2 separate regions of the Homo sapiens genome follow, and region 1 is linked to region 2. Evidence: read pairs that join two places in POLR2A ChIA-PET (ENCODE). Cell type or tissue: A673. All regions are shown on one strand. Links, peaks and the distances in the headings refer to the core of each region. The heading gives the core; the rest is flanking DNA.

Region 1 (2,912 bases), core at 86-2,585, 74 kb before region 2:
ATGGTGAAACCCTGTCTCTGCTAAAAATTAGCTGGGTATGGTGGTTCACACCTATAATTTCAGCTACTCGGGAAGCTGAGGCAGGATAATCAGTTGGATCTGGGAGGTGGAAGTTGTGGTGAGCCGAGATCACATCACTGCACTCCAGCCTGGATGATAGAGTGAGACTCCATCTCAAAAAAAAAAAAAAAAAAAAAAGATGTAGTGGATGTTGTTGGTGCCATCCAGATCCTGTTCATCTGCTGTCTCAGTCAGCTCAAGCTACCAAAAAGTACCACTAGCTTTGGCTTAAACAACAGAAATGTGTTTTCTCATAGCTCTGGTGGCTAGAAGTCCAAGATCAAGGCACGTGCAGGATGGGTTTCTTCTGAGTCTCTCTCTTTGGCTTGCAGATGGCCATAGTCTCTCTGTGTCCTCAAATGGTCTTTCTTCTGTGCATATGTATTCCTGGTGTCTCTCTGTGTGTCCTAATTCCTCTTCTTATAAGGATATCAGTCAGACTGGATTAGGGGCCAACCTAACAGCCTCATTTTAAGTTAATTACCTCTTTAAAGGCGCTGTCGGCCGGGCGCGGTGGCTCATGCCTGTAATCCCAGCACTTTGGGAGGCCGAGGTGGGTGTATCACGAGGTCAGGAGATCGAGACCATCCTGGCTAACATGATGAAACCCCGTCTCTACTAAAAATACAAAAAATTAGCTGGGCGTGATGGCGAGCATCTGTAGCCCCAGCTACTCCGGAGGCTGAGGCAGGAGAATGGCCTGAACCCGGGAAGTGGAGCTTGCGGTGAGCCGACATCGCGCCACTGCACTCCAGCCTGGGCGACAGAGAGAGACTCCGTCTCAAAAACAAAACAAAACAAACAACAACAAAAAAAAGGCTCTGTCTCCAAATAGAGTCACATTCTGAGGTACTGGAGGTTAGGGTTTCCACATATGACATTTTGGAGGACACAATTAAGCTCATACAGCTGCCTGGTGCATCTTTCCCCCAGCTGCAGGGAGTGATGGTTGATAATGACTCACAACTGCCCCATTTTCTAGAGAGTTATTTTTGGCCAACAGGGGTCGCCTTGTCTGGGAGGTTACTCACCCCCAGCAGCCTGCAAACAGTGCTGTGTGACTCTGTTGTATAAAGGCTGGTCCTCTTGCCCCAGGGTGAGACCAACACTGTGGTGCTATTCATACTTCTGAGCTCTCTGTGGGATCATGCTAAGGCTAGATTCTAGATGAAAACCACATCTTTGCTCAGCTTCTTCCTCTGTCACATGTGGCTTCCCTCACTTCCTTCTCATGGGAGCACTCCCCGAAGACATCACGTGCAGCTGAATCCCCGCCTCAGGCTCTGCTTCTAGGGAGCCTGACTTACAACATTGTTATCTTTTTTTTTGACACAGGGTCTTGCTATGTCACCCAGGCTAGACTGCAGTGGCATTATCAATGAAAAAAATGGAGGAAATGTTTATCAAATTGTAAATGACTCTAAGCTTGAAGGAACAATCAGTATGTGAGATAATAATGGCTAGGCACGGTGGCTCACACCTGTAATCCTAGCACTTTGAGAGGCCAAGGCAGGAGGATTGTTTAAGACCAGCCTGGGCAACATAGTGAGACACTGTCTCTAAAAAAAAAAAAGAGAGAGAGATGATAACACCAAGTAGGGTTTAGGGCAATCTCTGTGATCCAGAATGATGGACTGAACAAGTAAAATCAAATTTAACAGGGATATGTGAAAAAGCCTATATTCAGATTCACTTAATTATTTTATTTTATTTTATTTTTTTGAAATGGAGTCTTGCTCTTATTGCCCAGGCTGGAGTGCAATGGCGCAATCTTGGCTCACTGCAACCTCTGCCTCCCAGGTTCAAGCAGTTCTCCTGCCTCAGCCTCCCGAGTAGCTGGGATTACAGGTGTGCATCACCATGCCCAGCTAATTTTTTGTATTTTTAGTAGAGACAGGGTTTCACCAGGCTGGCCAGCCTAGTCTTGAACTCCTGAGTGATCTGCCCGCCTCAGCCTCCCAAAGTGCTGGGATTACAGGCATGAGCCACCGCACCCGGCCTTTTATTTAAATCTTTTAAGTCAACCTGCCTGACTCTTCTATTAGAAAGCATGCATGGCCCATCCCTTGAGAAATGCCCCCACTTTCCCCCTCCCCCCTCCTTTTTATTTTTTGAGACAGAGTCTCACTTTGTCACCCAGGCTGGAGCACAGTGGCCTGATCTCGGCTCACTGCAACCTCCGCCTCCTGGGTTTAAGCAATTCTCCTGCCTCAGCCTCCTGAGTAGCTGGGACTACAGGCACCTACCACCACATTCAACTAATTTTTGTATTTTTAGTAGACAGGGTTTCGCTCTGTTGGCCAGGCTGGTCTCGAACTCCTGATCTCAAGTGATCTGTCCCCCTTGGCCTCCCAAAGTGCTGGGATTATAGGTATGAGCCACTGTGCCTGGCGTCCCCTGTTATTTCTGATCCCTCCTTTGGATAGGTACACCCTCCTCCAGGTCCTACATCCTCTCTCCAGGGCTGGACTAGGAGGGTCTTCAGGAAGATGAGGAAGGAGACGCAGAGGACCTAGGAAAGAAAAATCCCTTCATGACTGAGTAGGCCCCACCAGCCTACTTTGTCCCTCTCCTATTTACTGCCCTCTTTCTCCTCACAGGGAGCCGGACCATTCCTCACCCAAGAGTCTACCTGTGGGGAGGTATGCAAGACAGTCCTCTTCTGCAGAGAACTGCCAGTTTGGGTTTTCCTTTAAACTTTAAAGGAATTTGACTTTCACCCTTCCGGCACCTACAGACCCACCATGGTCACTCATGGTCAACTATCTTTTCTTAGAGAGAACATGTTTAAAACTAGGTATGTGGGTATATTCATCAAAGGGAAAATTAGCTGGGCATGGTGTCGCACACCT
Region 2 (2,912 bases), core at 240-2,739:
TGAGCCACCACACCTGGCCATGTTTGGGATTTTTAATAAGGGAACATTTTAAAAACTGTGAAATCTATTATTTGTCTTTGAATGTATATAGTAAACTTTTGTTTGTTGGTTTGTTTTTTTGTTTTTTTTTGAGACAGAGTTTCGCTCTTGTTGCCCAGGCTGGAGTGCAATGGCACAATCTCGGCTCACTGCAACCTCCACCTCCCGTGTTCAAGCAATTCTCCTGCCTTAGCTTCCCCAGTACCTGGGATTACAGGTGCCTGCCATCACGACTGGCTAATTTTTTTGTGTTTTTAGTAGAGACGAGGTTTCACCATGTTGGCCAGGTTGGTCTCGAACTCCTGACCTCAGGTGATCTACCCACTTTGGCCTCCCAAAGTGCTGGGATTACAGGTGTGAGCCACCGTGCCCGGCCCATAGTAAACTTTTAAAAAATCCTGATTTATTCTGTTTCATAGTTTGGGAAACACCTACTTCCATGACTTTGGCTTTGCCAATATTCTTGTGTTAGAACCCAAGGAAATTAGAAATAATAAATTTTAAGGAAATGCATTATGAAACAAGAACTTTTTAATTTCATAGTAGAAGAATCCAGTGAACAATTTTCAAGTCAGTGCTTTAAAAGCTCTGGAATAGGCTGGGCGCGGTGGCTCACGCCTGTAATCCCAGCACTTTGGGAGGCTGAGGTGGGCAGATCACCTGAGGTCAGGAGTTCGAGACCAGCCTGACCAACGGGGTTTTAGTAGAAACCCCGTCTCTACTAAAAATACAAAATTAGCCGGGCGTGGTGGTGCATGCCTGTAATCCCAGCTACTCAGGAGGCTGAGGCAGGAGAATCGCTTGAACTTGGGAGGCAGAGGTTCCGGTGAGCCGAGATTGCGCCGTTGCACTCCATCCAGCCTGGGCAACAAGAGCCAAACAACGTCTTAAAAGAAAAGAAAAGCTCTGGAGGCTGGGCGTGGTAGCTCACGCCTGTAATCCCAGCACTTTGGGAGGACGAGGCGGGTGGATCACGAGGTTAGGAGATCGAGACCATCCTGGCTAACATGGTGAAACCCCATCTCTACTAAAAATACAAAAAATTAGCCGGGCGTGGTGGTGGGCGCCTGTAGTCCCAGCTACTCGGAAGGCTGAGAGGCAGGAGAATGGCGTGAACCTGGGAGGCGGAGCTTGCAGTGAGCCGAGATGGCGCCACTGCACGCCAGCCTGGGCGACAGAGCAAGACTCTGTCTTAAAAAAAAAAAAAAAAAAAGCTCTGGAGTAAACTTGAAAGATTCCTCAAAATGTTACAGTTGCTTAACTGCTGTGGCAAAACTGTCTTGTAAATAGAAAATCATTAGTATCAAAATAATCTGGAGCATGTTTATTTATAAAAGTCAGAAGGTATTTTGTTATATTTAGCATCTGAGAATGGAATTTTCAAAGCCAATTGCTAATAAAGGAAATGTTCTCCTCTGGGAACTGTGCTTATAATTTTAAAGTCCCAAAGCACAGTATAGTTGCCAAACTAAGAAACTTGGAGTTTAGGCTTTGGGAATGATCCTCTTCCTACCCAACCATATTTTTCTGATGGAGCTTAGGAAAGCAAAGGATGAGATATGGTCTGAAAGATTGGCATCTTAAAATTTATGATTGAGTTGGCATTTCAGGAGATTTTGTTTCGGAAGTTAGCGTATAGGTTCTGGGGTTTTCTGCTTTACTTAATTGCTGAAGTGCTATTTAAATTAGAGCTTTACTTATTTCAAGGCTTCCTTTCTAGATAGATGAAACCCATATGGAGAGGAAATAGTGACATCATTTAGAAAGGGGAGTTTAAATCTTAACTGAAGATAGCGTGTAAGAGCAGGGGCTTGGGTCAGTTACATCTACCTTGAGCCTGGGCTCCGCCACATAAAGGCTGTGTAACTTTGAGTAGATCATGGAAGTTGTGGCAGCCTCAGTTTGTCCATCATTAAAATGGGGGTCATAAAATTGTATGTGCTTTACAGGATATTCATGTGGATTAAACGTATGTATGGGCTGACAGCAGAGCTTGTCACATAATATGTTAGCTATGTTGCTACTGATTAAAATAGATTTTTATAGAAAAAACTTTAATATTCATCTTACACACTTGAAAGGTGATTAAATCTTCAAGTTATATATATTTGTAGAACCTATTCATATTCATTACCTTTTAAGGAAAGTTTTATAGAAAGGACTTAGCCTTCTATGACCTATCTTCGGTTTATTTTCAATTTTAATTTTTTTTTTTTTGAGATGGAGTCTCGCTGTGCCACCCAGGCTAGAGTGCATTGATGTGTTCTTGGCTCACTGCAGCCTCTGCCTCCTGGGTTCAAGTGATTCTCCCATCTCAGCCTCCCGAGTAGCTGAGATTACAGTCACATACCTCCACGCCCAACTAATATTTTTATTTTTAGTAGAGACAAAGTTTCACCATGTTGGTCAGGCTGGTCTCAAACTCCTGACCTCAGGTGATCCACCCGCCTTGGCCTCCTGAAGTGCTGGGATTACAGGCGTGAGCCACCGCGCCCGGCCTCTTTTTGGTTTATTTTCTTGTGGAATTTTTCAGTACTCCGAATCACAGGCTTTAACTGTAGAAGGACCACTGAACACTGTTGTATGCAATTACCTTCTTTTATAATTAAAAATGGTTTTCAATAGACTTTGAGATTGAACTACTCAAATAAAATATTAAAGAACTATAACTACTTCAGGTATAAGAGAAATGCTTAATTTTTTTCAAGAAAATTTTTTTATGTTGAGAAATAATTTAGGAATTAAAAAAATCAGTAAACCTTAACTATGATTCCCAGGCTTAACAGGGAGAGGAGGTGAAAGATTATTTTCTCATATAACCAATTATTTTATGTTTCTTATTTTTGTTGCTCAAACAGTATGATTTTATTTTA

Evidence for each region. ChIA-PET counts read pairs that join two places held together with the same protein. Peaks named below come from ENCODE experiments on the same cell type or tissue, not always from the same donor. Only the 100,000 strongest peaks of a DNase experiment are listed, where the experiment ranks them.
Region 1: POLR2A ChIA-PET joins it to region 2 with 5 read pairs; 4 of 35 experiments call an interaction of 5 or more read pairs at or near these places.

The regions. Positions count from the first base shown.
Region 1 is chr20:5,055,822-5,058,733 of GRCh38, forward strand. No RefSeq gene overlaps it. Among named protein-coding and RNA genes, the nearest start is that of SLC23A2, 56 kb to the left of the region's middle. RefSeq lists an enhancer at 1,105-1,154. In A673, for the core only: a CTCF peak has its summit at 1,072 (motif pointing right); no DNase peak of the experiment used is centred there.
Region 2 is chr20:5,129,860-5,132,771 of GRCh38, forward strand. The region is part of intron 1 of CDS2 (CDP-diacylglycerol synthase 2); the gene reads left to right. Among named protein-coding and RNA genes, the nearest start is that of CDS2, 4.3 kb to the left of the region's middle. RefSeq lists an enhancer at 2,710-2,912. In A673, for the core only: no CTCF peak of the experiment used is centred there; a DNase peak (open chromatin) is centred at 1,792; H3K4me3 peaks cover 1,046 bases; H3K27ac peaks cover 2,500 bases.